Regions from separate parts of the Mus musculus genome. Here all the other regions are linked to region 4. A link is a loop called in an ENCODE intact Hi-C map of the cell type or tissue named here. Cell type or tissue: gastrocnemius. All regions are shown on one strand. Links, peaks and the distances in the headings refer to the core of each region. The heading gives the core; the rest is flanking DNA.

Evidence for each region. Peaks named below come from ENCODE experiments on the same cell type or tissue, not always from the same donor. Only the 100,000 strongest peaks of a DNase experiment are listed, where the experiment ranks them.
Region 1: a loop joins it to region 4, with 2.1 times the contacts of the local background. A loop is called at or near these places in 5 of 42 quality-filtered maps.
Region 2: it touches region 4 in a loop (2.6-fold over the local background); 5 of 42 quality-filtered maps call a loop at or near these places.
Region 3: a loop joins it to region 4, with 3 times the contacts of the local background. A loop is called at or near these places in 8 of 42 quality-filtered maps.

Annotation. Positions count from the first base shown.
Region 1 is chr17:43,128,592-43,136,220 of GRCm38, forward strand. No RefSeq gene overlaps it. Among named protein-coding and RNA genes, the nearest start is that of Gm34627, 15 kb to the left of the region's middle. In gastrocnemius, for the core only: no CTCF peak of the experiment used is centred there; DNase peaks (open chromatin) are centred at 4,702 and 6,587; H3K27ac peaks cover 2,092 bases.
Region 2 is chr17:43,137,245-43,144,873 of GRCm38, forward strand. No RefSeq gene overlaps it. Among named protein-coding and RNA genes, the nearest start is that of E130008D07Rik, 17 kb to the right of the region's middle. In gastrocnemius, for the core only: no CTCF peak of the experiment used is centred there; a DNase peak (open chromatin) is centred at 1,991; H3K27ac peaks cover 1,757 bases.
Region 3 is chr17:43,072,222-43,079,850 of GRCm38, forward strand. The region is part of intron 4 of Tnfrsf21 (tumor necrosis factor receptor superfamily, member 21); the gene reads left to right. Among named protein-coding and RNA genes, the nearest start is that of Gm34627, 41 kb to the right of the region's middle. In gastrocnemius, for the core only: no CTCF peak of the experiment used is centred there; DNase peaks (open chromatin) are centred at 3,067, 3,948, 5,035 and 5,546; H3K4me3 peaks cover 1,102 bases; H3K27ac peaks cover 4,151 bases.
Region 4 is chr17:43,226,618-43,234,246 of GRCm38, forward strand. No RefSeq gene overlaps it. Among named protein-coding and RNA genes, the nearest start is that of Adgrf1, 40 kb to the right of the region's middle. In gastrocnemius, for the core only: a CTCF peak has its summit at 3,471 (motif pointing left); a DNase peak (open chromatin) is centred at 3,392; H3K4me3 peaks cover 664 bases; H3K27ac peaks cover 803 bases.

The DNA.
Region 1 (7,629 bases), core at 2,112-7,111, 97 kb before region 4:
ACCTCATAGTCTCAGTCCTGGGCTGACTGAAAAGGAGTAAGCTGAGCCCTGGCATGTAAGTATTAATTCTTGGCTCTCTGCTCTTGACTATGGATATGATCTGACTATCTGTGTTAAGTTCCTGCTGTCCCCACTGCCCAGGAGTGATGGCCCTAGCCTGCAACTGTGAGCCACAGAAATCCCTTTTCTCTTAAGTTGCTTTTATTTCGGGGTTGGGTGGTGGGCGGTGAGACCGAGGTTTTGTTTTTGTTTTTGTTTTTGTTTTTGTTTTGTGTGTGTGTGTGTGTGTGTGTGTGTGTGTGTGTGTGTGTGTGTGTGTGTCCGTGTGTGTGTCCTGGCTTTCCTAGAACTCATTCTGTAGACCAGGCTGACCTCAAATTCAGAGATGGGTTCCTTTGAGGCAAGCAACTTCTGAAGGCTAGGAAGGCTCAAGCACATTGGCTCCTGGGTCCACAGTGCTCAGCATCTGTATTTCATGAACAGTTCCTGGGTCCTCTGCCAGGGCTGTAAGAAGCACGGTGTCTGCTTAATACAACTGCAGCCAAAGAAGACAGAGGTGTTGGTGCAAAAACACAGCTCTCACATCAAAGCAGGTAATAGTTTATTCTGAAGCCAAATATGAGTCCCAATGGCCTAGTAATACAGATTTAAGTTACCCAGCATTCTGTGTCCAATGTGCTAAGATTTGGTAAAGTTTTTATGGAAGCAGAAGAAGTTTATTACAAATCCGGGTACTTTTCAAACACATTGGTGGAGGCATCGGGTAGGTGGATCACAGCAAAGCAGGAACAACTTTACTTGAGGCTCAGATGCTGACAGTGTTTCACAGCCCATTGGTTGGCCGGAAACTAAGAGTTCGCACATTCTACGGAATTTACCTAATGGCACATGGAAGGGCAATAAATGGCTGTTTAGGATCCTAAAGATGCCCCAAGATAATTTGGCTCTAGACTTGCAACATTCTAACCCCTCTACATCATTGACATTCTAATCAGTTCCGTCAGCCTTTCCAGGGCTGGGGGGTAGGGGAGGAAGGCAAGGCTATTTGAGGAATAGCTTCACTACTTGAACACCACACATTCAGGGCTGCAAAGGACACACAAGGCTCTGGTCTGTGGTTACTAGACCTCTCATCAATTCATGAGGTTGTAGCTATTTCGAACTCTGGACCATCTTGTAGAGGAATGTGAATGAGGCTGAATTTCCGACATGCCTTTGGACAGATGTTCGTGATGCTAACTCTAGTTTTTGTAAGATAGTTATTCTCTTCTGTGAAGTGATGAAGAATTTGACACAGTTTTAAAGAATCTCCGTCTCTCTGACTCCGTCTCTGTCTCAATCTCTCTCTCTCTCTCTTCAAATTAGAGGTTTGGTAATTTAGGCACAGGGCTGCTATATGACTCTTTGATAGCCTCACAGGCATGTGTACTTAGTGTGATGCTCAGCACTTTGAAGGAAGGAAGGAGGGAGGAAGGGAGGGAGGGAGGAGAGAGAAAGGTGAAAGGAGGGATGAAGGAGGGAGGAAAGAGGAAAGGAGGAAGCAAGGAACTCAGTTATAGGCCAAAGAGTTTTCAGGTTTATAGACACATAGATGGTTGCAGCTGTAGCCTGGCAGTCTACATAAAGGACACATAAAGACATTCTCTTGGCCACAGGTTGCTAAGGCTGGGTAGGAAGTCTGTAGAAGGAAGCCAGAAGTCAGTAAGTCACAGATTAAACATTGAGCAAAGGACCACATCATTAGTCACTCAATGCTAGTGTTTATTTGTCTTTCTCTTTTGTTTGTATAAATGGAAGTACTCTCTAGGGTTTCTGTTTAATTAAAAATCTTATTAAATATAAGCAATGAAACTGGCTTAACCAGGAAACTGAACATTAAACCCGTTCACAAAACGTATGATCTGACTAGGAGAAAGAGAAATGTGCTACCCACACCAATCCTGGTTGGACATGTGCCTAAGCCGAGGTCACTACTAGATTCAGTCAGTACCCAGAGAAGGTAGCAAACAGCCTTTGCCATATAACTGAATGAAGGGCCAGCCTCATATCTGGGTTTCTAACTGCAGAACACATACATGGGTGTGTATCCCAGGTCAGGTTGTGGGTGGCAAGGCCTTGCTGCTGTATAGGGGTCAGGGCTCTTCTTGCATATCTGTGTTTATAACAAGAGTTGCTTCTGGGTGGCACAGACTAGGGGAGACAGCTCCTCCTTCTAGTATCTTTGTCAAGGGAACACACTATAACCTTCCATGGTGGTTAGCTTAACTATTTCCTGTGGGTGTGTCCCTTATTAAAACTATATCCTAAATATGGTCCTCTCTTAGGAGGCATCCCATTTCCTAGTCAGTCATCATACATGATATACAAAGAGAGGTATCAGGGCCTGGGCTCCATGGCTGTCTAGATGTTTCTCATCTGTTGTGGGGGATGGTGCAGCATGCCCTGAGCTGCCTGAGTCACTGCAGGAATGAGGAAGACTCACAGGGAGGAGGGACCAATTTCCTTCTTCAGTAGAGTCAGAGAGCTGCATAGGTGAGATCTGAGCTGTGCAAGGAGTGGGCAGGGCTTAGATGTAGAAAATTTTTAATCCTGACCTGGGGCTTCTACCCTGCCTTTGACTCTTTAGTTCCCAGATAGAAGACACACACAGCCTTTATAATTACAATAAACCTTCAACAGCACAAGAGCTGGGTGGATACTTACCCTCTACGTTATTAGAATCTACTTTCCTATTGATAACTCTGAATTATTACTTACTACTTAACTATGTTTCATCTGGGCTGCTCTTAACTCCAATTGGCCAGCCCTCAGGGCCATGTTTTTATGATTCCCAAACCATGGCACCTTCTCCTTTGTCTTCTGTACCTTCTAGTTCTCCTTGGTTCTCCTCTGACCCATGAGGTCACCCCAAACCTCTAATCCCTCCAGTAATTGGCTGTAGAGAATTTTATTTAACCAGTAGCTTTAAATCAAGGGACAAGGTTTGCAGAACACAAGCTTGTAAACAGGAGAAGTCTTTTGTAGGCCAAGACCTTTGGCTATAGAATTTAGCATTACAATGCATAGCATCAGACCAAACCTCAACACTTAGAAACTCAGCAAGGGACAATGTGGGCAAAGACGTGGAGTGAGAGCCCCCTCAGGGACCCCATGGTCACCTGTTCCCCATTAACCACAGGTCTTTGGGATTCTGCAAACCCCCAGCAACCCCCAGCAGCTGCTGGAAGCACCATCCCATACTCCATGAGTGTGTATCCAAGCTTTGCAATTCTGAAGTCCTATGAGACAATGTGAGTAGTGTGTCATTGTCAGGATTCATGTATATTGTAGACACAAGATTTAATGAAATCTTTCTATTGTCAAAAGTGTTTCTAAAATGTTTGGAATTACATTAGAGCAGAAAGAGCTCCAATTTATGTTTTGCTAGGTACCTTCCCAACTTAGTAGCTTTATTTATTTATTTATTTATTTATTTATTATTTTTGATCATGTGCAGGCTCCCAAAGTGCATGTGGAAGATCAAAGGACAGATTTGTGGAGTCATTTCTCATATTCTACCTTATGTGGGCTCCAGAGCTCATACTTAAGTTGTTAGGAATGTGAGGAAAGTGCTCTACCCATTGATCTATCCTGCTGACCCTTTAGCCATTTTAAATAGCAACCATTTCTGACAGCATTTGGCATCTGAAGATCAAGAATTCAGGGGCTCCTTAGCTGTGTGGGTCTGGCCCCAGGCTCTCAAAAGGCAGTGAGCACATCTTGGCCAAGGTTATGTCACTTGCTGTTGAAAGATCAAATTCTTTGGGTTCAGACTCCATCTTAGACAAACTTGACTTAAGTAAATTAACAGGTCGGTACCTAGCTCCAGTTTCCAGATTACCCAAAACAAAACCTGAGCTTAGCTCCAGTTTCCAGGCTACCCCTAACAAGATCTGGATCTCCAGTTTATTCTCCTCTAACAAATCCACTGTCTAGCACCAATTTCCAGGTTAATCCCCAGCAAATCCCAACACCTCCAGGTTACAAGGCCGCCCCTGCCTAACAACCACCAATTAGGAGGAAAGCCAACGTTTGGCTCCCAGCACCAGCCAATTACACCAAAGGTCACAGTAGCACCCCAATTAGATGCTTGCTAGGCTTGAAACACTCACCCTTCACTTGTGATTTCCTATAAAACCTTGTCCCAGTGAGTGATCAAGGAATTTTTCCATGGAACCGTCCTGTGGGTCAGCAGTGAATCAAGACCCACGCTCGAGCTTGTGAATAAAGTCCCTGGTGTGATAGCATCGGATCCGGCTCCTTGGTGGTCTTTTGGAGTTCATGAACATTTCAGCATGATACTGTTTAACTGGCATGGGCATTCTTCTTGTGGTGGGCATCTGTTCTTCAAATGGCGCATCTCTGTGTGAGTGAGTGTCTCTATGGCATGGTGGTTGGTCGCCACTGAAATGACTTTTGTAGAAGAGCAAACAGATAAAAGGTTCTTTTGTGCCGTAGTCTCTGTCAAACCATCACTTCTGCTGTATTTTATCGGCCACCCTGAGCATCCTTGATTTGATGCAGAAGAGGATTATGCAAGCAAATAAATACCAGAGGATGTGTACCACTGGGAAACAAGGCAAGGTCACCTCTGAATTCATATTCTGGGAAGATTAGAGCTTTCAGAACAGGAGCTGGGCACATGCCTGTAAGCTCCACACTCAGAAGGCCGAGCAGATGGTTCACACCAGTCTCAGTTACACAAGTCAGTTAAGGTCAACCTGGGCTACTTGACACCCTGTCCCTACAACAACCAAATATACACGCATGCCAGAGATGATATAGTGAACTAGACACCCTAAAAAAATTTCACCTTTAACGTATTGAAAAATACTGAGTAGAACATTTTAAAGATTTATTTTGGTTTTTAAATGTTATGTCTGTGTATATGTGTCTGAGTGTATATCGCATGAGTGTATATCGCATGTGTCTGAGTGTATATCGCATGCATGAAATACCCACAGAGGACAGACAATGTCGCCAGAACTCTAAAACTGGCGTTACAGACACCTGTGATCCACCACGTGGGTGCTGGGAGCCCAATCCTGATCCTCTGCAGGAGCAACACAAGCTCTTAGTCACTGAGCCATCTCTCTAGCCCTAAGAGTCAACAAATAAACACACACACACACACACACACACACACACACACACACTTAAATCTTTAAAAGCTGCCCCATTATACTATCAGGAGAATAACAGGTAAAACCAACACAGGAGGAGGTGTGGATTGAGAGACTCGCGGAGTTGCAGGCTCTCCTTCTCCTGCTCTAGTTCCCAGTAGCTTACTATTCATTTAACAATGTTTATGGCCGTTTGCTAGGCCTATTCCTCATCTAACTCCTAACTTACTTAACCTGTTTAAACTATTCTATGTCTGCCACATGGCTGGTTACTTCTCAGTATCATATATCTAATTTCCTCAGAGTGCAGGTGGTGAACCTCCCAGAGTTTCAGTCTGTCTACTGGAACTCCCAGTTTCTACTTCCTGCCTTTGGCAAAAAACACCATGCGGCATATTTGGTTTTACCCCTTGACCTAGAAAACCTCAAGTGTTTATTTCCTGGCCCTTTATTTTCTAAAATGCCAATAAGATAGGCCACCAGATCTTTAATGACAGGTGATGCTTCGACACAGTACCTGAGAGATTATCTCTACAGACATAAGTGCTTAAGCTGGGGGCTCCTCTAGGCACATCCCTCAACCACCAAGTGACAGGGAAGCTTGGTGAGTTTCTTTCACATGGCAACAAACAAGGCACCTCAGCTAGCAAGCAGGAAAGCAGGAGATAACATGTGACGGATGTAGGCGTCAGAGCAAAGACCCTTCCAGAAACTGCCTCAAATCTCAATGGATATTTCTCAGTGATAGTTCACATCAGGCTTTTTTTTTTTTTATGAGTACTATTTTTCTTGGTTTATTCAATAGGCTGCTTCAATTTACCTTAATGTCCACTTATACTTATATATAAGCTTCTTTTATACAAGCTCAGTGGACTCACTGAGAAAGCACAACTAGGAATGCAAATCAGACAGCAATATTAATACAGAGTTCACCTTCTCCTTTCAATGGAATAAATAATGCGTGCATTTGTCTCTTTCTAAATATTTAGGCACCAAAAGTTTTCATGGGACTCTTTCTTTTTTATTTTATTTACTTATTAGGTATTTTCTTCATTTACATTTCAAATGCTATCCCCAAAGTCCCCCATACCCTCCCCCCTCCCACTCCCCTATCTACCCACTCCCACTTCTTGGCCCTGGCGTTCCCCTATATTGGGGCATATAAAGTTTGCAAGACCAAGGGGCCTCTCTTCCCAATGATGGCCGACTAGGCCATCTTCTGCTACAAATGCAGCTAGAGACACGAGCTCTGGGGGTACTGGTTAGTTCATATTGTTGTTCTACACATCAGGCATTTCTTAATTCTCTTTCCACATGCAAGGAGATAAAACCTTTCCTACTTCTACAGTAGCTCTGATGGTCAGGGAAAGTCAGGAATTATAAGCAGAGTCTGGGTTTATATGGGCTTGCAGCCACGCTCACCCAGCATGAGTTACAGAAACCTGGCTGATAGTCTGTTTGGAAATGTGACCCAGCATGAGAAGTGTTCTCTGTCTAGAAACAAACGGGAGTCCTGTTGAAGCACATGATGTCTTTGGTTTTGCCCCTTCGTTTAGAAAGCCTAAAAAGATTATTATCTGGCCCTTTATTTATTTTTAAATAAATGTCAATGTTAGTTGCAGAAATACCTGCATAGAAGCCCCCAGTTAGCCTAGAGTTGAAATACAGGAAAGATGCATTTATCAAACTACCCTGTGCAGCAGAACAAACTGAATTAGAGACCGGGGCAGGAGGAAGCTTGGTTAGACACAGTCTTAGGCTTGGTTAAAAAAAGGGGGGGGGGGCGTTATGCATTATGTACAGTTAACTGGGTACCTGAAATAGACCAGACTTGCTTCTGAGCACTGAGGGCTTAATGGTTAACTATAAGGAGCCTAGGGAGGAAGATTGGTTCGAGAACATAGTTACTCCTCAATTGTGAATGGAGTTCTGCAAACAGAGAACATTAAGAGGAACAGAAAAGGAGAATTCTTTTGGAATAATAGCTCTCTGCCACATGTACCCAGGTGCTCTGATCCCCAAATACATCAAAGCTGCTTTGTCACCCAGTCTGTGCCAGAATGGGCTTGCACAATGCATCTGAGCACCGAGTGCTAATATGCTCTCCTGAGAGCAGCAGTGGGGAGAGTCTGAGCTGGTGGCAGTGAGCTAGCTGCAGATTGCTCTGGGCTGGTGGCAGCAGGACAAGTCAATTAGGGGAGTGATTGGGAGAAAGGAAGGCAAGAGGCACCCAGAGCCTCCAGGCTCTTGTTTGAAAAATGGAAGACACACCTGGCTTTTTCCACATTTCCCTAGGTGCTCGCTAGGGCCTGGTCACCTGCTCTCCTGATTGACTCAGCAGGGATTGGGTTGTAAAATTAGGGGCTGGGTGATGAGGCAGCAACTTCCGAGTGCCTATTCTGTGCATGTCTTTGTACATTTATCAAGGCCCTCAAATCACCCTCACAGAGCAGATATTGGCCCCTTG
Region 2 (7,629 bases), core at 87-5,086, 91 kb before region 4:
AATGGCTGTGTCTGCAAGGGTGTCTTTTGATGTGTGCTACCGTGACCTGGCAGAGTGAAGTATACATTGCTCTCCCCAGCCCTGGTGGACCTCATCCAACCCATTGGAGGCCTGTGTTGTGCAAAATCGCAGAGGTAGGAAAATGTCTTCCCTCTGCCTATTTTTGAGCGTGAGCGTGAATGCTCTTGCCTGTGGAGTAAGACATAGACTGGACCTTACCTGTGTTAGACCTCCATGCTTCTTGGATTAGGATTTGGACTAGAATTTATCAGCTGTTCTGGGTTTGCTGTTGTGACCCACAGGTCATCACACTCCTCAGCCTCTGTAGCACTGTGAGACCATTAGTTATAAGAACTCCTGGAGTTGGAGAGATGGCTCAGAAGTGAAGAATGCTTCCTGCTCTTTCAGAGAACTGGAGGTCAGCTCCCAGCAGCTGTATCACCATCACGTGACTTACAAACACCTGTACCTCCGGTTCCAAGGGATCAAGTGCCCTTTCTTGCCTCTGTGGGCACCCAGACATGTGCATAAACGTACACAGATATACACATAAATAAAGTAAAATAAAATAACATGAATCTTAAAGGAAGAAACCCAGTCAATCATCACCCATCCTGCCTGCATCCTCTTGGTTCTCTTTTTCTCTGGGTCAAATGGATTGCCCCATACAAGCATCTTCTTGCTGCCTTCTCTACAGGCTGGGGCTAAACAGGGAAGTTATGGGTGGGGACAACTTTCAGACAGATCAAGAAGGAGGAAGGAGCGACTCATGATTTTCAAAGACAACACAAATGTTGGCAGTTTGGGGATGTAACCGATGAGGGCAGTGGACTCAGGGGCAGACCCGTGCGCATGCGCCCACGTGTTGCCATGGCACCAACACCATGCGCTCAATGGGATCTAGCCACACTTACGTTAATGCTCTGGTACTACAGAGTTGGAACTTTTAGTAAGTTTGAGCGAGGAGTAATATATCAGTGGTGATGAGCATGCAGGGTTAGGTCCCTTAGAGAAATGGTGACTAGGGTGGGAAGTGACACAGCTGTTGCCATATCAAGGCTAGAGAGTTGCTCCACCGAATAGCCATAAGTCCTAGTATCAGCCTCAGAGTTCAGGAACTCTGCTTTTCTTGTTTGTTTGTTTGTTTGTTTGTTTTCTTCAGACGATTCTGTGAAGGGAAGATGGAAAGTGTTAATTATATAAACTGAAGACGTTTCCCTGTGAAGTAAGGCCAGCCCATACCCAGCCTTAGGCTAAGTTTCACTTGCCCTTTCGCAACACAAACCTTTGTCCCTAGATCTGACTAAGAGGTTAAGCAATGTGAATACCGGTGGCCAGGCCCTTCCTCTCCCCAGAAGAGAGAAGAGGTCCCCGAGGCAGCAGATGTGAGTCAAGTGCCTTGTGGTAGAGGAGGCCACTGGAGTAGACCTGGGAAAAGGTTCTGACACTGTTTATGACTGTTGGGCTGGGCTTGATCAGACCAAGCACCAAACGCAGAGCTATGTATGCGCAGCTCTGACCTTCCTCCAGGGAGGATTTCAGGATGGGTGCTCATGAGGCTCCACTCCTCTATGAGTATCGGTAGGCAGGATTAATGGTTGCCCCAGAAAAGTAATGTTTTCTTCAGTGGTGTAGCTACTGATAAGTTGCCCATGTCATTGTAAATAACCCCTCACTCAGGCTCTTGTGATTAATTCACTGGGGCACATGACATCAATGACATCACACATACACACACACACACACACACACACACAGAGAGAGAGAGAGAGAGAGAGAGAGAGAGAGAATAATAAAAAAATAAAAATTTAAAAATCATCTAGTCTTTGTTAATAAGGATAATATACTTGGTGGTATACTTAAAATTGGTGGCAAAAAATCATGCCCGTAAGTAAGCACTGTCTGAGGGCTTGCGAAAGTTTCTAAACCTGTAGTTACAGGCATCCTCAACAAAAGGCATGGCAAGTCATTGACATTAGTGTCACCCAGGCACACAGCCAACTCAGGTGGGAATTGTTGGCTCTGTAAGGACAGGCAAAGGAAAAGGTCACACTCAAATGGCTCATCTCTGTCATCCTTAGTAGAAAAAATTGAAAATGATATTAGTCAAGAAAGGACTAAATAAGATGATATGCCTAATATTCAGGGAGACCAGGATAATGTTTCAAATGCCCTGGAATAACTGGCTCTGTGTGTGTGTGTGTGTGTGTGTGTGCGTGCACGCGCGCACGCACATGTGAGTGCACAGATTTATGTCTGAATGGTCTTCAGAAATTAGGTGATATTCCACAGGAAGGATTTTCCATCCTATCAAGAACCTAAGAATATTTCAAGGAACCAGATCACTATTTAGGGAAGAGGGAAGGTCGTGTATTATATTAGCCAGATATACTTCACTCAGATATGATTTTGGATTACACATGGTGGTGCACACCTTTAATCCCAGTACTTGAGAAGCAGAGGCAGGACAGGAGACACCCAGGGCCAACGAGACCCACATGAATGCACACCCCCTCATGTGTCAGTGAGAGCTCTCGCACACTCTCCCTCTCATAATGAGAAATGAGAAAAGGAGAAAGATAAAATATCTGCTATTCCTTGTATTAGTCAAAAAACTTCCTGCGTTTGAGGATAGCTTCGTGTGTACTTAGATATTTAGAAAGTCTCAGGTAAACCAGTGCTTAATAGTTTGTCTCAAACAAACAAACAAGCAAACATGATTTGAACCAATGGCATTGGGTAGGAAGGCTTTGGGCTTCAGATAACAAAGCTGAAGGAAGGTCTGCTCTAGCCACAGCTGAACGTCCAGTCCTCTTCTCTAACAGGAAGTCTGCAGGAAGTTGCTCTCCAAGTCCACGCAGCACTTCCAGGGCGTAAGCAGCTCAGAGTCTCTGAACTTGCCTGCTTGTTTCGCTGCTTCCTCTTCCACTCCAGGTGGGAACCACGGCTTTGAGCGACAGAGTCTCATATGTCAGCTTCTTGAGGCAGGAGAGAGAGAGTGATAATGCTAGAGGATTGTCTTCCCCCTTCCCCCCCCCCCCCGCCCCACTCTGACAGGAAGAGCCTTCGCCACCGTGACAACCTGCCTGCGATCATCTTAACTTAGTGGATAGACCCTCAGACGAGTCACTGGCTGACAAATATAGACACCCATGATTGGCTTACAGCATAGTGTTCATTGCTTCCTTTCTTTTCCATCTGCAGTCCAGTGGGGACCATTAAAACTAAGTCAAAGGGAAAACTATTCATGGTTTTTTAAAATTTTTTTAAATTTTAAAGAGAGAAATATGAAGGGCTAGGGAGATGGCTCGGGGGTCACGTGTGTGTTGTACAAGCATGAAGATTAGAGTATTATCTTCAGCAAGAAGGTAAAAAACCTGGATGTGGCAAGACCTGTAATCTTGGCACTGGGAGGTAGAGACCGAAGGATCCTGAGGCTTCCTGGTCAATCAGCATAGAGCTTCAGATACTGTGAGAAAACCAAATGGCAGAGAGGGATAAAAGAAGATCCCCGGTGCTAGCCTCATGGACATGCACACAAGCATGCAAGAATGCACACGCGCGCGCGCGCACACACACACACACACACACACACACACACACACAATCATAATGAGAGTAGAGAAAAGTAGAAAGAAAGACAGTTTATTATTCCTTGTATTGGTGAAACCCTCCACTAAGGGGCAAAAGCTATTGTACACCATGAACACCTGCAGGCTCAACCCTTGGGTGCAGAGGGAGAAGACTGCACAATGAATTCCACACCAACCATGGAGAAACATAAATTAACGAACAAATAGGAAAGCAAGCAAAAAAAAAAAAACTAGACTGGAAGGAGGGATTCTGGGTCATGGAAATATCATTCGCCATTGATGAATTTTATTTTTATGTTCATTTTTCAGCTCCATCCCTACTCCTTAATGTCGCTGCCATGTTCCTGTGCTATGGTAAATCTCTTGATTTAAACCAAAAGCTTTCCTTACTTCCTTTCAGAATTTCACTTACGTTACTCTCTCTCCTCTCCCTCACTTACAATGAATAATCTTGGAAGAAAACATGTCTGCATAGAAAAGGACTTTCTGGTTAGTTCATAATGTTGTTCCACCTATAGGGTTGCAGATCCATTTAGCTCCTTGGGTATTTTCTCTAGCTCCTCCATTGGGGGCCCTGTGATCCATCCAATAGCTGACTGTGAGCATCCACTTCTGTGTTTGCTAGGCCCCGGCATAGTCTCACTAGAGACAGCTATATCTGGGTCCTATCAGCACAATCTTGCTAGTGTATGCAATGGTGTCAGCGTTCGGAAGCCGATTATGGGATGGATCCCTGGATACATCACTGGAAAGAGAGGCCCATTGGACTTGCAAACTTGATATGCCCCAGGACAGGGGAACGCCAGGGCCAAAAAGTGGGAATGGGTGAGTAGGGGAGTGGGGGTGAGGGTATGGGGGACTTTTGGGATAGCATTGGAAATGTAATTGAAGAAAATACGTAATAAAAAAATATTAAAAAAAAAAAAAGAAAAGGACTTTCTACCTTACTGGCAACTGTAGGCTCTTAGGCGAGGGCTCTCGCCTCAGTCATACGCGTCTTCCTCTCTGTAAAGTGAGCTGGCTAAATTAGACACATCCGAAGGTCACATAGCCCCAGTTCTGAAACTTGATGGTTCTAAAGTCTGCGGGGACAAGCACATGACCCTTCTCCAACCTCTGGTATCAGGTTCTGTTCCCACTCGTTTTATTCATTATCTGCTCTGTCCCCTACTTAACCCAGACTTATTTGTGCAGTCTCTGAATGAGCAAGCCAGGCTTTTTTTTTTTGGATGATATTATTAGATGCTCCTGAATATTCTCCAAGTGCTTTAAATGAAAACTCTGGACAGTACAGCCAGACTTCCCAAGTTGCCAACTTGTCCCAGGCCTTAGAAGTCACCTAATTACATTGAATTCTGCCTGGTGGAGATGAAGACAGAAAGCCTGTCACTAATGGTGCATGTGTTGAGGGTGGTGACCACTCCATCTTTATTGCCAGCTATGCTAAAGCCCTTGCTGCATCAGAAGGAGTGTGAGCTTGTAAAGTTCCGAGTCTGCAGCATGATCTTCCATTCTCTAAGCGGTAAGGCTTAATGTGTGTGTGATGCTGACCAGTGAAGGAAGATTCTAGCAATATTCTGAAAGTGATAGATAAGAAATCAATACTAAAATCCATGGCTGAGAATCCGTCTTTGGTTAATGGGTAGCCACAGAAGGTGGGAGAGAGATTTCTGGATACTTCAAGGAGCAGAAGAATAAGATCAGCCAGAGGGGCTGCTCTGAGCATCGATTGCTGCTGCTGCTGCTGCCCCTGCCGCCGCCGCCGCCGCCTTTGTCGTCTTTGTGTATTTTGTGGCGCTAAAAGAATAGCAAGCACCAGGCAGCTTCTAATGAACAAATGCTTGTGATTCTGGAGGCCAAATCCAAAACTGAGATACTGACATCTGGAGGGGCCTTCTGGCTGTGTCTAATATCGTAGACCTCATGTGGCAGAACCACAAATGGAGAGAGAAAACTAAAAGGGTCCACACTCACTCTTCACTAGGAATCCACTCCTGCAATGGTGGTCGTAATCCCCTCACCCCATTCTTTCAGCTGAATCTTTTTTTTTTTTCATCAGGTTCTGCCGCCCAACGCTATTGCGTAGGGAGTACTTCTAGCACATGCTTATGGGAGTGTGTTATCATCACAAGAGTTGGTAACTTTCAAGGAGACAGTGTGAGGGAAGGCTGTAGAAATATTTAAGAGGCAACAGACTTGGTCAGTCAATGAAGCCAGAACTCTAAGGGGAAGTGTGATGCTCACTAAAGGAAACATAAAGGACTCCACCCCTACCCCCCACCCCCGGGTGAACAGAACTCTTCTGTGCTGTCCCAGCCTTGCACAACAGCAACACTGATACCCTACTCCCACAGTGACAGAAAAGGACTTGGGACTCCTATGAAGGACGAGGGACTTGACTAGAGCTCACTACCTTGACCTTTCACTGTTAGAAGTGGCATAAGGTGAAGAGCTACAGCTTAGGGGCTGGAGTGATGGCCACTTGCTGTTCTTCCAGAGGACCCAAGTTCAGTTCCCAGCACCCACATCAGGCAGCTCGCAACAATTACCCATGATTGCTACCATTGATGCTGATGCCTTCTTCCAACTTCTGAGGGTACCTGCATTCTTGTTCTCTCTCTCTCTCTCATCTGTAAAAATCATATTAAGAAAATATATATTTGGGTTTAAAATCAAAATGGAAGATACAGGTTATAGAGATATATTTAGCAAAGGAACCAAGAACACTTGATTTCTGTGCCAGAGAGTCACACTTTCCTCAAAGAGCTCCCAAGGAGAAACAATAAAAATAAATACAGCTCTTACTTTGCACTAGATGCTGTTAGGAGCACTTTAACTCCATTAGCTGATTTTGTTCTTATAACAGATGCCAGGGCAAGAGAAAGCTGTATCAGTCACTTGAGAATTGAAGTTGATTTCATGGCAGGCGGTGGGACAGAGAGAGGAAAGTGGGCTGGTCCTTACAAAGCACAGATGCAGAAAAGTTACACTGGGAGACAAAAATGAGAAGAGATGCAGAGTAGCCTGGCTAGCTGGCTGGGTTCATTCATTTACTCATTTTACCTTTATTGAGATGGTTAGAGGGTAAGTCTGTGCTCACCATAGTGACAAACTTTTAAATGATGCTTGTGCTTCAGCCCCCTCCAGTATCACCTCAGTCTTATCATTCGAACACTTGGTCCTGACGGGCTTTGCTTTTTGACCTTGTACATTTTTTTAAAAAGCGATTTTTATTTCTTTTTATATTATGCCTGTGTGATGTAATTGTCCCACATGAGTGCCACGGCCACGGGAGCCTGAAGAGAGTGTGGCATCTTCTGGAACTAGAGTTACAGATTTGTGAGCCCTGTGTGGGTGCTAGAAACCAAATCCAGGTCTTCTGCAAGAGCAGCAAGCACTCGTAGCTGATGAGCTATCTCTGTAGCTTCCGGATAATTATTTTGATGACAAATGTCTACCTGAGCCTCCATTTATAACATTGCAATCATTCCTAGAGATGTGCACTAGTAGATTTGTACAATAGAGTGCAAATCAGCATATTTCATGAAGACTTAAAAGCTTAAGGTCCTTCAGCCATTTGGAATGGGCAAACTGCTGGGACATTTATACCATGCAGTGTTGTATAGCAGAGAAAATGGGTGAATCATCATTACATGTGAGTGAAGGGCTGGAGAGATGGTTCAGTGGTTAAGAACATGTACTGCTCTTACAGGAGCTTAGTACCCAGTACCATGTCAGGCAGCTCACAACTGCCTGCAGTTCTAGCTCCAGGCGGGAATCGAATACCTCTGGCCTCTGAGAGCAGGCATATACCACCATACACATATATGCATAATTTAAAATGAAAATAAGTTTTGAAAACAATTAAAAAATAACAGGATGAATAAAGACTGAACAACATGTTTGAGTCTATGCCGGGGCCTAGCAAACACAGAAGTGGATGCTCACAGTCAGCTATTGGATGGATCACAGGGCCCCCAATGGAGGAGCTAGAGAAAGTACCCAAGGAGCTAAAGGGAGCTGCAACCCTATAGGT
Region 3 (7,629 bases), core at 1,163-6,162, 150 kb before region 4:
GGGAGAGAAAGAGGGGAGAAAGAGAGAGAGAGAAGCAGTAGACTTTTCATTGACTTCAGATGCTTGCCGTGAGTGGTGTGGGTGCAGGGCAGTTGAGCATGGCTGCCTTACGCTCACACTCTTGGCCCAGTGAGATAAGGTAGGTGAGGCTCCACTGCCATGGAACAGCCTTGGAACACAGCAGATTTCGTTGTTCTTTACTTGAATGCTTCCTTGCCTTTAGGGGATTTTCAGCCTTTGTAGAACCAATGCGGAGACCCACTCCTCTCAGGCTGGCAGTGGTTGGCCACACTTCTGTTGTCTCTCTTCCCCTTTCCTCCAACCTCCTTCCACGCCTCCCCCTCAGTCTCATACAGTGGCCTTTGTGTTCCATACTGAGGTCGTGGATGCTCTGGCTGCTGAGGTAGCACAGTTACTGGCTTTATTTATTTTTTTATTTTTTCGCCGCCAAGCTTCATGATACAGCAGCTGTCCGTATCTATGGTCTGACTGGGACTAGCAGTTTTCAGAACTGTTGTGAAAGCGAGTTGGGATAAATACCAGCTGTACATTTCAGTTGGCTTTTTGGTGATTCAAGTGAGGTTTGTTTTTAGGTCCTTGTTGTTGTTAATTTTCTAGAAAACAGACCCTCTGGCCTAAGGGATTTGAGACCTTTAGGCAAGTACTCGTGGACCTGGCCCCTGCTCTTTGCTGTGTCACTCACTACAGCATAGAGGGTCATTTAAGGACGTGTTACTTGATCTCGGCATGACTGTGGGCCCTGGGGAACTTTCAGGGTAGTAAGAGGACAGTTGCTGAGGGATTGATGACATCTTCAGGCTCTGGTGTGTTTCGTGTTGCTGGTTATGTGGCGCAAAGGAGACATATGTGTGAATAGGCTGAAGATGTTTGCTGGCATTTCAGGCTGATTCACTGATTACTGTATCCCTAAGTCTCAGCTGAAGATGGTAGCACTCTTGTACTACTAGCACAAGATGCTGAAACAGGAGGATGGCCAAGAGTTTGAGGCCAGCCTGGGCTACAAAGTTCAGCCAGGGTACACAGTCAGAATCTGTCAAACAAACAAACAAATAAACAAAACAAGAACCAAAGATGCTTTGTAAAGATTCTTAGTTATTTGCAGTGGCCTTGTGATGTAGTAACTGCTTGCCTGGTACTGGGTGAAGAAGAAGAAAAGTGGTCCCTGCCTCTCAAAGCATCCCTCTCCAGGATGAAGGATTGATTGATAATTAATCACAGACATGAGCAGATGTTCCGTTAGAAATGTGTGTGAGCGCTTACAGCATCAGGGGGTTTTCTTCATCTAGACATGCCCAGGACACTAAAGCTGTTGCATGCTTGTGTGTTTTAAAGGACAAGATCATGGTCAGAACGGCTCAGAACGGCTCTTCGGTTTTCTTCTCTGTTTGCAGTAGGCAGCCACACCTGCCCATTTGCAGTAGGGCCTCTCAACCCTGCACCTTTGCAAACATCGAGTGTTTTCTTACATCCTGTTCTACTTGGCTCAGTAGTAAAGTTTACACTTTACAGAAACTTTGGACTGGTCTGTAGTAAGAAAGACACAGGGGTGAGGTTCTAATGTCCCCTCCACATCAAATGCAGGGCTTTAGACTTCCAATAACAGATCATGGGAGTGAGAAATTTGGGCTTTCCTCTGGTCAGAGTTGAATTTTGTTTTCTCCACTCCATGTGTGAATTCGGACAAGCCCCGTTTTGTCCCCACGTCTCAGTTTCTTTCAGACAGCTTTGTAAAGCTCTTCTGAACTAAAAGGGTGTATGGACTCAGTCCTGCACTTCATGTGGATCTTAGTGACATGGCTCTTTGTGGCTCCTGTTTTCTTTTAGGCCAGTGGTTCTCAACCTGAGAGTCACACCCACTTTGGGGGCTTTGAATGACCCCTTCATAAGGGTCGCCTAAGACCATCTGCTAATCAGATATTTATATTATGATTCATAACAGTAGCAAAATTATAGTTATGAAGTAGTAACAAATATAATTTTATGGGTGTGGGTCACCACAATATAAGGAAATATATTATTACTTTATTACATGGTATATTAAATATTAATCTATTATTATAATAGCAATAATATAAAAATGTTATATGCAATATAAATGTTATTAATTATTATAATACTGATATAATGTAATACATTAAATATTAAATATAAAGATTAAATTTTCAATATAATTAAAGGGTCACAGCATTAGGAAGGCTGAGAACCACTGTTTTAGTGTAGTGAACTAACAACTGTGATGCAAGGGCGAGTAGACCAGTGTCTGCGGAGAATCCATCGACCTCATTTAGAGCTTTTTTTTTTTTTTTTTTTTTTTTTTAAGACAGGGTTTCTTTGTGTAGCCCTGGCTGTCCTGGAATTAGCCCTGCAAATGAAGCTAGCCTCAAACTCACAGAGATTCACCAGCCTCCCAACTGCTAGGATGAGAGGCATGCACTACCACCTGGCTCAGAAATCGACTTGATACACTATATGCCTCACACACTGGTGAGACACACCACACACACACACACACAGACAAGCGTGCACACACACACTTTATAACTGCTATGGCTATTTTATTGTTATCACTGTTGCAAAGGGCAGGATAGTTTTACACAGGCACTTTATTTAGTAAACATGAATCCCATGTTCCTTTATGTGTTGAGCCCTATAACTGGCATGGCCTAGAAAGTAGCAAAGGACAAACCAGGGGGTTCAGGTATGTGGAACAAATTTTTAAAAATATATTCTGTGAAACTGCTATGAAGAGATTGAAGTGGACAATTCCTTTTTCTTAACTCCCCTAGACACACTGACTCAGTATTCCACATGGGCTAAGCCTACTATTGACGGCATTTTTCATCTTTTTAATGCATGCTCTTACCAGCTTCCTCCAAAAGCAAGAAAAGCAGAATCCATGTTATGGATGGGGGGGTGGGGGTTGGGGGGGGATACTTGTTTTCTCCATCAATTACCAGAACTGGAAAACACATGTTATTCTATTGTTTCGAAGCCCAAACACACATGGGGATAATCTGACAGTTTCCGCTTGGCCGGGTTTCTCCGTCCTGTGTTTCTAGACTGTACCCTGGTCTGTCATGACCTCATGTCACAAACCGGTCACTACTAGCTCATGAGGAAATCACGACCTGTCTGCAGGTATTGTGCAGCTGTTTTAATTTCAACATTTTCCTTGAACGACAGACCAACATTGCTTTTGATTTTCCTATTAAAACTTGTCACCAGGGAAACAGCCACTTAGCTCCAGTCGGAGTCATGAAGGGTGGACTCGCCTATCATTAACGTAAATCATTGCCAAAACATGGGGCAGGTGTGTGATTTTGTATATTTATAATTCCACTTTTGGCAGGGTACTCTTGAAAAAGGCAAAGACTATGGGAGATGCACACAAGTCTTTCTAAAGTCTAATCCTGGGTCACTTGACATAAACTTCAGTGAGATCTGCCACACACACACACACACACACACACACACACCCATGAGAGGCTATACATAGTCTTTTGAAATGTGTACAGTGTATGATGTTCTAACCTAAGCAGATAAACACAGCTGGGGGAGACTGTCTACAGCACAGGAGTAATTTCCTCAAAGAAAATAATTTGTAGAAAGTAAGAAAAAGAGTCAGTTGGTACTGGACAGGAAATTGAGGACTTGTAACATAGGCAGATCTTTAGCCTCAGACTGTCAGACAGGAAAGGGCACAGCTTCGTGCCTTCTTCTGCTTTCAGAAATGTTTCCCTTCTACACCCTTACATATATCCAGAGAGATGCAAACTGTATACTCTGGCAGGCATACTCGCTGCCTATGGTATTTGCTATCCCAAGAGTAGAAGCCACAGGGATGCCAGAGCAGGTAAGTGTCTCCACACTTATCAGAGGACTTATCGAGAATGAGCGGCGTGGGTGGAGACTGTTTGTCCCTGCCTAGTGGTACTGTGTACACAGAGACGTGAGGAACAGTGCACGGGAAATTGCTCACACACTGGATAACCTCTGTGGGATCAGAACCTGAGGGGCTGAAACCTTGAAGTCTGAGAGGGGGACCATTAGGGTGGAAGCCAGGTGTGTTGAGGTTATAACAGCACCAATTCGTTGAATTTATTCAGCAATACTAATTTAATCAAATCTGTCAGGCTCAAAAAACCTAATTGAGGGCCTCTGAGGTGCCTCAGTGGGTAAAGACACCTGATGTCAAATCTGTGTTCTATCCCTACACGGAGGAAGAAGAGATCCACCTTCACCTAACTGACCTCTGACCTCCACCCCCCCCCCCACACACACACACACACGCACACACACACTAGGTGTGATATGTTTTAAACAATAAAATATAAGGAGAAATCTTTAAAAAAATTTTTCCTTGAGCCAAACATGGTACCTTTAATCCCAGCACTCAGGAAGCAGAGGCAGGCAGAGCTCTGTGAATTCAGGACCAGCCCGGTATATGTGTGTGTGTGTGTGTGTGTGTGTGTGTGTGTGTGTGTGTGTGTGGTTTAGCACAGCAAGGGTTGTGTTAGAGAGGTGCTGCTGTCTCAAGAAACAAAGCAAAGCAAAACAAAAACTTACTAACAAAGACTAACTTGAGTCTTTTTACATCAAGGCATTATTTATTGTGAAATTGCTTTCCATTCTTCGGGTCCTCGGGCAAAAATTTTTAAAAGTTTATGCAACGTGTTTTCCTGGTTAAAACTGTCTAGGCTGCACTAAGGGGAATCCCGGTTTCTAAACAGCATGATCTCCCAGGATCCTGACTGAGCTTGGCTACAATCTTCTAAGATGTGAGTGGGTTCCCATTCGCAACCAAGAAAGCCCGCTTACTCTCTTCCTCACTCCCTTTTATTTATTTATTTATTTATTTATTTATTTATTTATTTATTTATTTATTTATTTATGAGAAAGCTCACCCCATGAGTCAGCTCCCGGATGCAAAGGCAGTACTACTGCTGTCAGCAGCCTGGACAGCTTGCAGACAGCCGCCCCAGCAGCTGGGCGGGGCACTCCCGCCCGCCCTCCGGAGCCAGCTGGTTCTTACCAGCTTTGGCTGCTTTTGAAGCACGTCTTGTGGCTTCCCGCAGCTTTTCCATCTGAGCTCCGGGGAAAGGAAGAGTTCTTTTGCTTGAGACAAAGATTGACGGTTCACACTTGGACATAGCTAATCTTTGGGCTCCCGTTTTTTTGAAACTAATTCTCAGGAATGAATGGTCAGAACTCATGGATGCCGCAGAGAGGCAACATCACAGTAACTACCTTGATTTGGAATTAGGGGTTTTAAGATGCGATCTATCATGGCTAATTAATCTGTGGTTAACTTACGCAGAGTCTTCAGAAAGACTTCAGTTGTAGTAAAATCCTATCTGGTTGTCTGGGCCTCAACTAATCAGGGTGGGAGGAAGTCACTCTTCAGATAATTTCCCAGTGGCTTCAGGCATGGGCTAGCCAGGTTAGCATTGAGTTTCTCTCTGTGATGGAGAAGTTCACGCTGGGCTTTGCCTTGGCTCCCAGATTCTCTGTTCACTCATCTATGTTTCTTCTGCGGCTTGGCCAGGGAGTTCCCAGGGAGGTCCGTCTTGGCTTCTGTTCCTCCTCCTACTTCCATCCCATGACCTTCAGTGACCCTAGGGAGAGTTAGACAGTAGAGGACCTGTGCTGTCTGCCTGCTAATTGGTGATTTAGACTGGAAGTGTTGTGAGCACAGTTCCTTCCTTATGCAATAAACACACCTCTTTGCATGTCACCTGAGGTCTGGGCCAGGTTGGTGGAGAGGAAAGAAGAAAAGAAACAGCTTGTTAAGAATTCATTTTATTTCAACATACTTGCCTTATCTCTGTATATGTGGCTATTTCCAATACAATAACGCATGTCTGTGACTCCAAATATGGAATAACTGACCAGTATTTCCTGAAAGGTTTGGGAATCAACATCGTGACATTTCCATCTATGTACTTATTATTTGGAAAAACAAATCCTGGGGGTGGGGTAGGGGTAGAAGTGGGGGTGATAGCTGTGAAGGTGGCTCATGCTCTCCTCTAACCCCAGCACTCAGCAGGCAAAGGCAAAGGATCTCTGAGTTCGAGGTCAGCCTGGTCTACAGAGCGAGTTTCAGGACAGCCAGCCAGGGCTAAACAGAGAAACCCTGTTTCGAAAAACAAAATTGTTCGGTAAATTTGATTTATTTTAGGTAGGACTCCTTGTTCTGAGTTGGGTACAACAAGAATTCACACTTCAGAAGGATAATTTCAAAGTTAGTGTCAGGGCTGGAGAGATGGTGCCGTGGTGCAGGGAGCTTATTGCTTTAGCAGACAACCTGAATCTGAGTCCTGTTACCAACATCCGGCAGCTTACAACTGCCTGTAACTTCAGCTTCAAGGGATCTGATATTCCTCTGAACACACACACACACACACACACACACACACACACACACACACCGCAAATAAGTAATATAAATATTTTTTAAAATTATTGTCTCCTCTCATTTAAGATTTAAAGGAACCCTACTTTCCTTTTAATGAAGGCAGTGTGGGTTTTTTTGTTGTTGTTATTTCTTTTGTTTTTTGGTTTTTTTTTTTTTTGAGATTAAGATATTTCACCATTATATTTACCCCCTTCTTTTCCTTCCTCCAAACTTTCCCATATACCCTTTCTTCCCCTCTTTCAAATACATCATCTTTTTTATTATATTGTGATATTGTTAAGGGATCATTGTATCGGGCATTCTTCAGTCTGTGAACTTGGGAATGAAATAGATTCAGATAAAAATTTTATGATCTGACTTATCTGAAATCCTGCGAGCACATAGACTTAAATTCCTTTTTAAAATTAAAAAAAAAATTGAAAATGCATGTTTTGTCTGCACTTGAGTATGTGTATTGCAAGAAGCATGCCTGGTTCCTGTGGAGGTCAGGATAAAGTATGGAATCGCCAGAAACTGGAGTAGCAGAGGGTTGGATGCCACTGTGTGGGTGCTGGAGTTGCACTCAGGTCCTCTGCACGAGCAGCAAGGGCTCTTCACCCGCTGAGCCATCTCTCCAGCCCCAGATTTCACTTCTTTATTACTTTATCATCTGAATTTTTGCTCTCTAACATAAGGACAAGTAGATTCGATAGAGTCAGGTATTACAAAATACTGACCTGGCAAGAAAGATAAGGCTCAAGCTGAAATTCCTCCACGGACCTGCAGATGGTCTGAAATGTAATTTCATATTCATTATTTGCGCTGGGAAGGTGAGGGAAACAAGCTTGAGATACTATCACAACCCCCACCCGCTTGTCATTTATACTCCCTTGTGGCTGGAGTTTCCTTGAGATAAACCTTTAGTGCGAATTCTATTTGCTTGCTCCTCCTTAACTGGTCCATCACTGGTCTGCTGGATTCTGCACTACTTTCAAATAGAAAACACATTTTCGGTCTCAGCGGAAGTGTGTAGTGTTTACAGACTCCCTCACCCACCCTTCCATCCTAGAGCATCTGCATAGCTGGAGCGTAAAGTTCTGAGTTCCGTGCCCGGGCAGTCCCTGCCGAGCAACCCTTCCACTGCCCAGAGGCCAGGGCCCTTCATGTACTGTTGGTGACGAGTTTATGGGGTTCAGCCTCTCTAAGCGCTGTGG
Region 4 (7,629 bases), core at 1,355-6,354:
ACTCAGCCGGCCACCCCTGGAATCAGAGGTCTGTATTTCTCAGCAGCTCTCTCAGTGTTTCTGATGCGGCCTGTCTAGAGCCGTTTTCCAAATGTTTGTCCTAGGACCACTGACCCTGAAGCCCATTTTCTCTGTGTCTGTCAAAGTTCCACACTATCCAAAAGGCAGTTTCAGCTGAGTAACTGCAAGAGACTTCCAGAGGGATAACTTGCAAATGTGTGCTAGGGTCTCCAAAGAACGGCAGAGAACCCCAAGGTGGGTCACACAATGCATAGCAACTGTCGGTATTTTAAACTCAGGAGGTCAGAGGGTGCTCCCCAGAATCAGAAGACAAGAAAGGACCCCCCAGAAATACTCATTAGTGGAGAAATGTAGCCAGTTAGTTTGAGCCAAATCCACCTAGAATATGGAAGGCCAAACAGCTATTGTCCATGGCCACGTAGACCAGCCTTCAGGGGGTAGCGAAGAGGATGGACAGTGCTGGAGGAGCACTCACAGGAAGAGCTTCTAGACCATGCATTCTTCAAATTGCACGCAACTTTGTTTGTTGCTTCATGTCTCCTCACTGTCTTTATTGCCAGCGACAACCCAGGCAAGCAATGCCAAGTTGTTTGCCTCTTCCTTTTCCTCCTCCCCCCCTCTTCCTCCTCCTCCTCCTCTTCTCTTCCTCCTCCTCCTCCTTCTCCTGTTCTTCTTTTCATAGCCAATGATATCAACGAGTATTCTCTATAGTACGTGTACAGTGATGGATTTTTTTTGTCTCTGTCTCTAACGTGTGTGTGTGTGTGTGTGTGTGTGTGTGTGTGTGTGTGTGTGTGTGAGAGAGAGAGAGAGAGAGAGAGAGAGAGAGAGAGTTTTGATGTTTGATGTCTTATTTTTCCACAATCTCTACCTCATTTTAAAAAGCTGTGTTCATCATCCTCATCATTAGCATGAGGGTATATGATGTGTATATATGTGTGATGTCTTTATGATACAATACTATAGCATGTGTGTGGACGTTAGATCACAACTCTGTGGGATTGAGTTTCTCTGCTCACATTAATGTGGTTCTGAGGGTTGCGCTCAGGAAGTTAGGCTTTTGTGGCAAGCACCCTTTACCCTCTGAGTCTTCTTTCCATGCCTCCTCTTTATTTTTCCAGACAGGGGGTTGTTCAATGAACTCGGAGCTCTTTGCTTCAGCTAGAGTAGCGGCTAAGTAAGTACTGGGAACCCTCTTGTCTCCACCTTGCCATCACTGAAATTACAGGTACTTGTCACTGTGTCTGGCTTTCACATGGGGTGCTGGGATCTGAACTCAGGTCCTCAGCTTACCCAGCGAGGGCTTTACCCACTGAGCCATCCATCTCCCCAGAGCATTAAAGGAGAGAACACTTCAAAGTAGGTGCATTACAGTTTTACAGCAAAGGAAATTAATTTACAGATTATGCAACTGACCAGTCACGCAGCAATATAAGCGATAAGTGATTGACTGGAGACCGCATATCTTACACCAGAGCCCATGCTATCAGCCTCTGCGTTTTCCCAGAAAAACACACATCCGAGTCACTCTGGGTAACTTCAGTGTGTGTGGTACTTGTTTTCTTGTACATAACTTTGTCATCATTCACAAGGGTGTTTGTGTTTATTAATTATTACAGGTTTCCTCTTCAGATCCAGGAAGCACCTTGGGCCTTGTGGAGCAACTGTTTTCCGCACGATTTGCCCTTCTTTTTTTTCCCCCCTATGCCCTGTGTAATGAAGAATGCAGCTCAGAGCCATTGTAGCAGTTCACTCTGAATGAGGGTTTCTCCAGGACTTGGTTCTTTTAACGGTAAGCCCAGGACAGATCCCGATGTGGCTGGGGTGGTTGACGATTGCCATGTTTTTAAAGCAGGCACAATTTTATAATGAGAAGACCAGACATTCTCAAACCACATTAAAAAAAATCAATAAAAATTAGAAACATGTTTGGAAAAGATACACACATGATGAATGAAGACTTAAATATATCGTTCTTCATACCTTATGAGCCTGGGATCTGGTTAGGGTTCATCTCATGGCATCTTAAAGCATAATTCATGAGTCTTCCTTAGGATCATTGGAGAGGCAGAAGTCATGTGATATGATGGGGAAGAGGAACTGGAAGACAGTTTGTTCCAGACAAGTCAGCTTGGCATCTAGAGATGTCAAGTGATGAAGGATGCAGGCTGTTGCAACAAAGCCCAGAACCCCATCTCCTTTAATCAGGTCCTAAGCATGTGACACCTGTCTCAAACACAGATGATGTTTATTTCACTGTGTTGTAACCACTTGTTTGTTGTTTGTGTCCCTTGCTAGACAGAAAGACCCTTGAGGACAGCATGCAGCAATCTGGAGATTTACAGTTGTCCCTGTTCCGTGGTCCTAGCTCAGTGACTGTTGAAAGCATCTTCAGCTACAAAGGAAGGGCACTTTCTCAAGGTCTGTGTTTGGGCTTTCTCAATTCAGAAAAACCTGTAACTTTCTAAGCCTGGTCTGAAGACATCAGGTATTCAAGTGGGCACAGGGGAGGCATAACTCCCTACACTATAAAAGGCGTTCCTGCTAAGCAATTTCCAACCTTGTCTGCCTCTGAGGTCTCTCTTGACTCTTCTTCATTCCTCCACCTGCCTTTTCGATTATCTTGCTTTTGGATCTCAAATAACCTTACTTCATCCTTAATGTTTGGCAGGATGCCAGGCAAATGAAAAAAAAAACAAGTGATTTTTTTTTGGGGGGGGGAGGGTTTGGGGTTTATTTTGGGTAGGGAAAGGAAGTAATTTAACTCGCATAAGTGGTGAGGCTTCTGTAGGAGACCATTCAAGAGTTGGTGTCAATGTGTATGTCCTGAGAAGGTGGTAAGAGGGACCTTGGGACACAACTCACTTTGAAATGCATTCCCGTTGTGCTAGCATGCTGCATGTCCAGATGAATTTGTTCTATGGCTAGAATCGACAAGATTGACGATCGTTTCAGGCATAAGTAAGGCTGAGTTATGGTTCTACTATGTACCCAAAGTCCGGATAGGAGGCAAGATCTCTGGAACCCCAAGACTGGTGTCCTTTGCTCTCTTGCAGTCCTGAAGTCTTACAGCCTGCAAATGTCTGGCTCCTGCAATGCCTGGCGTCTCCCATTTTTCTGATACTAACCGGACGGACGCGAAGTGAGAAGCATGGGTTTAGCTTCTGGAGAAAGTCTCCCAGTGCCCGGAGACAGTGGCTGAGAGAAGAGAAGAAATGGCAAGAAAGATAAAGCATGGCTTGGGGCTTCTTTACCATTAGGGGAGAAGATACCCACTTACAAGTGCTATTAAAGCCTGTGGTTAGATTTCACCAGTGTAAATTATTCACGGAGAACTGCCAAGGGTTTTCCCTCCCTGCAGGGTGAACAGCTGGCATTCTGCACTTCCCTGCCTTGCTAGTCTGGTGGGTTTTTTGAAGACTAGCGCCCTCTGGGGGTTGAAGTGAGAAAAACCAATCTAGGAAGAAAAAAGGAGGAAGGGTTTTTGCCCTTGGCTGCTCTTACCTAGTGATGAAAGCTGAGGGGCTTTGGAGAGAAATACTTTGTAATGCTACACTGAGTGTGTAGTGCCACATGACCTTGGGGCTAGTGGTATTTGAGGCTGCTTAATTGTCTTAAGCTAATGTGGCCTCGGCAGTACCACATCCCATGGAAGAGGTTTCCAGGGTATCTAGAGAGCCAGGCTCACTTTCTGTGTTTCCTGTAGGAAGGTACGAGGTATAACAGGACTCAAGACTAAGCTGAATGTGACTGTATGAACCTGAAACATCTAATACTTGGGAGGCTGAGGCAGGTGGGTCACTGGGAGTTTGAGGCCAGCCTGGACTGCATAGGAACTTTTGACACAGTCTAGGCTTCAGACGGAGATGCTGCCTCAAAATGAAAGATTGAAGGCTTGTCGAGAAGACAGGGTGGGCAGTGGTGGTGGTGCACACTTTTAATCCCAGCACTTGGGAGGCAGAGGCAGAAGGATCTCTTTCAGTTTGAGGCAAGCCAGATTTCTATATCAAGTTCCAGGCCAGGCAGGGCTACAAAGTAGAACCCTGTCCTGCAGGAGGAGGAGGAGGAGGAGGAGGAGGAGGAGGAGAAGGAGGAGGAGGAGGAGGAGGAGGAGGAGGAGGAGACGACAATATGTCAGACATATGACAGAATGGCTATATGACTCCTGGAGAAAGCGGCCTAGCATTTGTAAAAGCACTCAATCCATACAGGAGTCAAACTTACCTCGTTGATTTCCTTAAGAAGAGGAATTCTGTCCTCTGCTTTCAAGGCCTTGCTTGAACTTACTGGTAAGTTACTAATGTGTGACTCAAACTGTTACAGAAAGGGCCACGTTGGGGGAAGAGGCAGCAGGGAGGAGATGGAGGGCTTGCACAGCTGTGACAGAGGAAGCCTGAGAAGTCTGCCCGCGGCGATGCTGAGCATCAGAGAGAGGATGCCAGCCTCCTCGCCTCCTTTTCATCCCTCTAAAATGGAATTCCAAAGCTCAGGCCCACAACTCAGTCTAAGAGGACTTTGCTACACCTCAGCATCTCAAACACCCATTTGGAGAGCGGATTGTGTCTCTGCTTTCTGCATTCCAGTCACTGTGATGTATTTCTACGACTATATGTGTGTGTCATATATGTATGTGACTATATGACATATATATGTATGTATGTATGCATATATGTATACACACACACACATATATACACATATATATGACTAGATCTCTGCCCTCTTCTGCAGCTGAGGTGCTGACCCGGAAACTGAGGCAGACAGCAGTGGACGGACCACCTGAATTCTCTCCATCCATACTCTTTCATTGGTTCACCTTCCAGCTGACTGTGTGGGTGTGTATGTTTGCTGGCTCCCTCTGGAGCATGAACTCTCTAAGGTCCTGGGTACTGCAAGTTAGTAGTGCTATGGAGATACCAGAACAATCTTTACCAGCCTTCAACTAGTGGCTCGTATTTAAACCCACCACATCAGCTATAGACTGTAAGGAGAATAACATCACGTCCAGGGCATTGATGAGGCCAGACTTAAAGGCAATGGTGTAAGACTTTTACATGTGAGTGCTCTGGAATTTCATAAAGGCAAAAGTGGACGTCAAAAAGCCAATGCTAATTACAGGAAAGAATTCTCCAAAAAAAAAAAAATGTTTGCCATTGCCTCGAGCAATATGATCTAACATTCACTGTATGAACTCTGTCTCAAGAATTCAAACTTCTCCTCTACAAGATCCCGAAGCCTCAGAAGAGGATTTGTGTTTACTTCTTTCTCACTGGATCTCAAATGGCTACCAAATTTATCTAGTGTATTACATCACCATTGTCTCTCCACCAAGACCAAGGGCCAGAATTCAGGGGAGACCTCTCTAGGTGGGAGCTTACTCCTGTAAGATTGCTATCATGTCATGGTCACCAAAAGGCTTAACAGAGAAATGACTTCCAGGACTGTTTCATTACATGCTTAGTGATCGGAGCGATGTCACAGTGAGACTCTTTATGGATCTGCCAAGGGTCCCTGTGGCCTGGTAGTTCCTGAGGGTGAACCATCTAAACGGCCCAGTCAGCAGCTCTATGCAGTACTTCTCTGACCCGATCTCAGGAGCGAGACTCTATCACGTGTACTGTGTCTTTGGTCACACATGTCAGTCCTGATTCAGCATGAGGAGACCACATGAGCTATGGACACCAGGAAGGGAATGAGGTTCGCCGGGGACCATCTTGCCCCCTGGTTATTAAGGGATTCTATAAACATTCCATAAGAGGTTTGGGGTCAGGGGCACTGAGATGGTCCAGTGATTGAGAATGTTTGCCATATGGGTTTGATTACTTGAATTCGATCCCCAGAACCCTGAAAAAAAAAACAAGAGATGCCCCTAAAACAAGGCTTAAAAAAAGAACGGATTCCTGATATTCTTTAATCTCCATATACATCCATGTGCACTCACGCTCACACACACGTACACACACTAGCCAATATGAAGAAAGAGGTTTTAGGAAGAAAATATATGGAACAGCAGAACATTCAATCATATCGAGATGGGCTTTTGACTCTCAGGCCAAAAAATATTTAAAACAAAATTTTTTTTATCATCTAATTCCCCATCGTGACATTTACCCCAGCAGGCAGTGACCTACACCCTCTAGGTCAAACATTTTATAGCCTTCAGCAAGCTTTGCTCTGATAGAAACCCCTTAGCAACAAGCCCAGCAAATTGCAATTATAAAAACATGTCTGCTTCTCAGGAGGAATGCTGAGTCCTCAGTCAGCTGGCTTTCATCTGAGAGTCAGACCAGAGCTTGGTCAGAGTGTTGCTACAGGCAGGTGTTTTCTGGGGCAGGATGTGGTTGCACAGTGGCGCTCGCTCTCTGTCAGTCTGGGCAGAGGGATTCCACTGGCCTGATTGTTGCACGCTTGCTTCCTGAACAGGAAGTCCCTACCGCTTGGTGGACAGGTCCGTCCAAAACAAAACTGTTTGTATCCCAAGCCCCATCCCTGTGCTGAACCCCGAATGCTGTGGAACAGAGGTGACCCACGGACTCGATCATCAGCTACCACTCCCTATGGAGTGTTTACATTTATCACTCACTGGCTAACAAAGTCAAGCTATTTCCCCCGCAGAAACAAAAGCATAAACAGAAACACAGAGGGAGCAGCACTGAACAACGGCAGAGAAAATGACTGGTAGACTGGCAGACTGGCATATAGAGCCTTAGCAAACAGCTGAAGGCATGACCCAGGGCCTCCAAGATTATCTTGTAGAAAGAGGTTTCTTCTTCCCCTCCTCGTCGTCGTCCTTCTCCTCTTTTGCCTTCTCCTTCTCTTTCTTCTACTTCTCTCCTCCCCTCCTTCTTTCTCTCCCTTTCATTCTTTGTTTCTTTTTTTCTCGTTATTTGGAACTATACACACACATACACACACACACACACACACACACACACACACACACACACACAGAGAGAGAGAGAGAGAGAGAGAGAGAGAGAGAAAGAGAGAGAGAGAGAGAGAGAGAGAGAGAGAGAGAGAGAGAGAGAGAGAATTCTATTTCTTTAGTGGGCAATAGGTTAAAATGTATTGCTGTTACCTTTGAGCTTTCTTGAAAGAACACTCTGCAGTTAGCATTATCCTCCTCTACCCTCTGCTGAAGCATCCTGGTACACTCTTCTCCCATTTTACAAACATGTTTTCACAGACCATCCACTCCTTGGCATTGTGTCTGTTTCCATGTGCTGGCCTGTTTGGTTATGCCCGGTTGACCCACCTGAAAGATAAGCTTTGGTAGGCCTGAAGGTTCACATTCATAATCCTGGACCGGGAGGCCGAGAGAAAGAGGTTTCTTCAAGCTTGGGGTCAGCCATGGCTGCATGGTGAGGTCCAGGCCATGGGAGGCTACAGAGTGAGATTCTGTCTCAACAAAACAAAACAAAACAAAACAAAACAAAACAAAACAAAACAAAAAAAAGTAGCCAAATGAATAAGTAGTGAAGTCTATAAGAACACAAATTTTGCTTACTTTGCTGTTTGTTACCCCCCTCCACAAACCTAGAAAATAAATGACATTATGTTTGCTGATAAATAATTATTTTTTAAAAAGTTCTGCAGCAAGTCAGTTGT